Regions from separate parts of the Mus musculus genome. Here region 2 is linked to region 1. A link is a loop called in an ENCODE intact Hi-C map of the cell type or tissue named here. Cell type or tissue: left cerebral cortex. All regions are shown on one strand. Each heading gives the region's core, and the rest is flanking DNA. Links, peaks and the distances in the headings are about the cores only.

Region 1 (2,814 bases), core at 58-2,557:
TTTAATGGGAACGTAAGTAGCAATGCCAATTTATTTGGTTTTCTTCACATATTCGATTCCATTGTGCCAAATTCTGACTTCATGTTATAGGTGGAATGTGCCCCAATCACACTGAATTTCTTTAACTCAATTACATGGAAATCACGTACATGGAAATATTCTTCTCAGTCATGGGAAAGATACCTTTAACTGATTTTTTTCTATTGATAGAACAATGGAGATCATTTCCATCCTACCATAAATGCATACAATCCCATCATTTTTGTCAATGCACTCAGTCTTTGATGAACTTTGATGAACTTAAGGGAGAAAGATTAACAGTTACAATTAACATAGGCAGTGCCATTAATGTTGCATGTAGTTTAAAAGAATGAACAAAAGACCTTCATTTTCATCAATGGAATTTCAAAACTTTCCCCACTTCCTGAAAAAAGTGGGTGGGTAAAATGAATAGATGTAGACTCAATTTAAACTAATAGTGGAACATTTTGTGAAAGATAAAAAAGTTATTCTGTGTTTAAAAATGCCTTTTAACCCGATACAAAGGGTTCCCAAATAACTCCAAATAATCGTGATAAACTTTTAAAGCCTACACACTTTTTAAAATTTAATTTTTAATTAATTTTTTTACACTCGATATAAGCCTACATACTCTTGTTCAGCTTTCTATATTCTGAAATTAATCATTACAAAGTTTCTAAACTCATGACAATTTTTCATCACTCAAAAATATAGTAAAGAACGATAAATCTTCAGACTAACAAAGGATTGTTGGTATTTTTCAACTTGCCTGGCAATAGCATAATAGCCCTAAATTGCGATTAAAAAAACAACAAAACAACATTGTTATCTTCGTCTATTTACATCGTGTAAAAGTGCATTTGGGTGCTTAACTTAGATTAACAAAGGGTTTTGCCTCTGATCCATTTATTCAACAAAATAGAATTTGGAGTCTCACTCGGAATAGGGTTCCAATTGGCTACAGGATTTAGGACTCTTTCAAGCCAGTTACTATCCTTTGAACAGTGTGTTCTCCCCCCCCCCCCCCCCCCCCCGCTAGTCCCCAGAAAAATCCATTAGGGGCGTGGAAAGAGGAGCAGCAGGCTTCCTACTCTGCAGGGACCAACTGGGAGGAGCTTGGCCGAGGCCCCGCCTGCCTTTCGCTTTTGTTATGGGAAGCACGAGCAAAAAGCGGGCGGAATGGTTGGAGTGCGCATGCGTGTGTCCCACGGCTCCGGAAGTCGAAGTCGCGTCTCTGCAGGTTGAAAAAGTTGCCGGGATCCTCGGTGTTCTGTGAGGTACTGAACGCTAGGGTGTTGGAGTTCTTGGTGTAATCGCTGGAGGTCGGGCCCTGGATGATATGAGGGGTCGTTTGCAACCACATTTGGGGTAGTTGTAGAGAAAGTGCGCTATGCGTTGGCGGCAGCGATAACCCGCTGTGTTCGGCATCCTCTCTCTCAGGGAGACCTCAAGCTTCAGGGGTGTGTGTGTGTGTCTGTGTGTGTGCGCTATGCGTTGGCGGCAGCGATAACCCGCTGTGTGTGTGTGTGTGTGTGTGTGTTATTGGGAGCCTCAGAGGCTTCAGGTACTTGCCCAGGTGACAAGTGTCAGAAGAAAAGCATGAACCTGGTGCACAGTGAACAGAGAGAGCGCTAGGATTAAAGGAACGGGCTACTACTATGCCGTGCAACAGGTCGGAAAACTGGCTTTTAAAAGTATTTTGATTCAAGCTGATACTTCCTGCTGAGGACACAAAAAGCATCGTTTTGCCAAAGTATAATTTGTTTTCAGTTTTTTTTTTTTTTGTTTTTTGCTTTCTTTAGTAATATTGAAGAGTATTAATGTAGGATCTACTTTTAATCTGTTTTTTTTCTTTGAAAAGTGGATAGTGACTTTATTAGTATGAGGTTCATATGAGTTTTAATCTGTTGTTTAAGAAATACCCATATGGTTGTTTACCAAGAGTCCATGGTGTGTGTGAGACAGAAAGTTTTAATATGAAAGCCAAAAGAGAAGTTGAAAGGAACTGTTATAAAACACTATCATGCCTGTACTTTTGACTAGGTAATTATTTTCCGAAGTTGACAGTGGGGCAGAGACTAAACTGAACTTTTTGTTTTGTATTGACTTGCCCTCATTGTCCTAGTTTATGAGTTTTTCATTTCACATTAAGAATTTTTTCTTTCTTAAATTGTAATTGGTTTCTAAAACAACATTTTATTTTGCTGAGAGATTGTATTACCGGGTTGAGAAAAAACACTTTGGGAAATTAATGAACTTCACTTTCTGTATCTTCAATAAGACTTAAGTTATGAATCTTACATATTTTTTTCCTCAGATTTTCCCCAGATGACTTAATATTTATTAGAACATGCTATATTGAATTCCTAAAAGTATGGTCCAAGTGAAATTCAGAGAAAGGTTCTCTAAAGATTAAGAAAGGGAATCGAATATCCTGACTGCCTGACACATCCCATAGTTCAGTATGAGTATATTAGGAGTACTGTGCCAGTGCAAGTTTTTAAAGGCAAGTGAGCATGCTTGCTGAAGATTGCTGTAATCCTCAGCCATAGATATTAGCAGCACAGGCTTGCACAGAGAGAGGTTCTGTTTGTGTGTGTGTGTGTGTGTGTGTGTGTGTGTGTTGTGTGTTGTGTGTATGCAGTGGGCTTTATGCAGGATGAGGCTGTAGCAGAGACCTTTGGGACAGTAATTCTCAGGTAGTCAGTCATATGTGAGAAGAACCCTTTCTCAGAACCTCTAAGTGACTTTATGTGTTTTGTTAGGGTTGATGCTACTCTGGCAGTATCCTGA
Region 2 (2,814 bases), core at 38-2,537, 170 kb before region 1:
GTAGCTTTGGCAGATCGAGCTGAAGTGTGTCCTGAGAAATTACGCCATGCATCTGGTGTAAAAAAGCTTTATTGGGGGGTGGGGGTTGGGGGACTGAGGTCCTGGCGAAGGGACAGAGGCAGAGAAGTGGGCATATGACAGGCAGAGAGAGAAAGGAGCGCACACCGGGAACAGAGAGACGGCCTGCCGAGTAGGGAGAGAGCTCCGGTGGCTGGTGGGTGGATACATTCATCCTGAAACAGACCGGGCGCGCCTGATGGCATCGGCAGGTGATGGCATCTGATGACAGAAGTCTCTGCTAGGTCCCCGAGAGTAGGCTTGTGGACCTGCCTGTACGCTAACAGGCGCAAGTTCTATGGCAATGCCTGTCTCTCCGCGTCTGAGACAGTTCTGTGCCTGAGCGGACACCAGGACTGGGAACCACTGTGCTGTGATACTTCACAGCCCTCGGTGACTAGGGGAGCTGTCACTCATTCCTTACTAGCCAATCACGGCCGCATGGATCCGCTAGCCAGAATGGGGAGAGCACTTCCGTTCCCTAATACTAAAGGTTCGGGCTCGGGTCTGAGGGAGGCTCTTGTGGTTCCGTGTCCTGGTCTGCCACCCGCTGCCGGGAGCTGTGAGGAGAGCGGGGCGAGCTCGGTCTCCACGCCATGGTGAGCGGGGCCGCCGTCCCCACGCGGGGAGGAGCCTTGGGAGACTGTGTGGGGTTCCTCCCGGGGTGCGGGAACCGGCGGTCAGACTCGCCGCCCGGCGTGATTGCGTTTGTTCACCTGAGGTCCCTGCACCTCCGGAGCGGAAGCCGGACGTCTGACTTCGATCCCGGGCTGCGCCTGCGCAGAGTGTGGGGCGCGGGTCCTGGAGTGAAAACATCCTTGTTGCTGACGTCACCATGCAGTGAGCGCCTCAGCTGCTTTTCCTGTGTCCAGGGAAGGCAGATGTGCTGACATGGAGAACCCTAGTTTCTCCGGTGTCTTCTACAAGTTCTGCACTTGGCACCTGAGGTTCTGATGTATGATCCGTCCGCAGTTAATTCTGTGCAGATGCAAAGTGTTTGCCATCGACACAGACTTGTAGATGCCTTGACCGTCCAGTAACGTGTGTTAGTAAGGCCAGGCTCACTGGGTTTCCTGGCCTCTTTCATCAACATTTACTCTATTTTAGTTGTGTGTTTTTTTTTCTTTTCTTTCTAAATTTTCTCTCATGTTCTGTTGATCTCTATTCTTTCCCAGGAAGTACTGTGCAGGCAGGTTTTCCCGGTTCTCTGAGAGAACTGGGTGGGGAGGGAAACAAGGGATAATAGCGAGCAATCAGAGAAAAGATACACACTTAAACCTGAGTTTGCAGGCCTCCAATTGTTTAATTTCTTCTTAGACAAGTTAGGGAAGGTTATTTTAAGGAAGCCTGTAACCCCTCTAGAGGAGTTAGTGTAGAGGAGTAAAGCTTTGTTCTCTTTATTTACTAAGACCAAACCTTCCTTGTTAGTTAGAAAAGACCTGTTCTGTCCCATAGTAAGGAGAAGTCTGCCTGCTCCTTCTGCTCTCTGCAGCTCTTTTTTTTTTCTCTTCCCTCTGCATTCTGTACATTGCTCTCATAGTTGTTTTTTTTTTTTTTTATGTTATCTATGGTTTCTAAGTTGTTCCACTCTGTATTCTCCTTCTAATCTTGCTCTCTCTTTCTGTTCAGATGTCACAAAAATGCTCTTATTCTCATTGCCTATATGATTTGATTTATGCCCCACAGGGTTGCCTTGGTCCAATCTTTCCTTCTTTGTAAAGGAAAAGTGTATTCTGAGCCCATGCATGTTGAGAAGTTATACTTTTTGTTTATTTTGATTTATAGAATTTGTATATTTTGAGTTTATATGATGTCAAAGTCAAGAGATTGCCCTTAGTATTCGACGAAACTTTAGACATTTAAACAGTGTTGGGACTGTGATATAATATGGAGATCTTTGAAATGAGAATAATTACATTTTGAATTATTGCTAGACTAGGAGCCTGTGATGGTTTGAATATGCTTGGCCCGTGGGAAGTGGCACTATTAGGAGGTTAGAGCCTCATCGGAAGAGGTGTGGCCTTGTTAGAGGAAGAGTGTGACTAAGAGGGTAGGCTTTACGGTCTGCTACAGCTCAAGCTTCACCCAGTGTAGAGAGCCTTTTCTTAGCTGCCTGTGGAAGAAAGTCTCCTGGTTGCAATTGGATCAAGGTTTAGAACTCTCAGCTCCTCTAGCGCCCTGTCTGCCTGCAGGCTGCCATGCTTTCTGCCATGATGATAATGGACTGGATCTCTGAAACTGTAAGTCAGCCCCAGTTAAATGTTTCATTTTATACAAATTGCTTTGGTTATGGTGTCTCTTCACAGCAACAAGACCCTGATTAAGAGAGAAGTTGGTACCAGGGACTAGGGTATTGCTGTGATAGGCCTAACCATACTTTTGTTTGGATGAATTCAAATTTTGGATCTTTGGGTTTGTAAACCTGCGGAGTACTTTAAGTGGAGCTTAATGGGCCATCCTAGCAGAAATATGGACGACATCAGTGCTGAGGGTGAATTGAATTCTGGTGGCCTGCCTGTCTCAAGAGCTTTCAAAGGGAAAGAACTTTCCTATGTTATCTAGAATTTGCTCTTGTGATATTTTGGTGAAGAATATGACTTCTTTTTTGCCCTTGTCTCAAGAGTCTGCCTGAGGCTAAGGTAAAGAGATTTATATTAAATGCATTGACAAAGGAAGCTTCAAAAACAGCCTAGTTTAGACTTTATCCTGTGGTTCACTTTTTTTTTTTGGTAGAATATGATTTTAATATTTTCAACT

Evidence for each region. Hi-C counts contacts between places; a loop is a spot of excess contacts. Peaks named below come from ENCODE experiments on the same cell type or tissue, not always from the same donor. Only the 100,000 strongest peaks of a DNase experiment are listed, where the experiment ranks them.
Region 2: it touches region 1 in a loop (2.9-fold over the local background); 34 of 42 quality-filtered maps call a loop at or near these places.

Annotation. Positions count from the first base shown.
Region 1 is chr17:55,711,024-55,713,837 of GRCm38, reverse strand. Pot1b (protection of telomeres 1B) reads left to right here and starts at 1,202. Exons shown (of 17, transcript NM_028370.2): 1 at 1,202-1,298. In left cerebral cortex, for the core only: a CTCF peak has its summit at 1,297; a DNase peak (open chromatin) is centred at 1,185; H3K4me3 peaks cover 1,143 bases; H3K27ac peaks cover 238 bases.
Region 2 is chr17:55,876,702-55,879,515 of GRCm38, reverse strand. Zfp119a (zinc finger protein 119a) reads left to right here and starts at 563. Exons shown (of 4, transcript NM_144546.6): 1 at 563-656. The coding sequence starts at 654. In left cerebral cortex, for the core only: no CTCF peak of the experiment used is centred there; DNase peaks (open chromatin) are centred at 471 and 1,045; H3K4me3 peaks cover 1,475 bases; H3K27ac peaks cover 1,201 bases.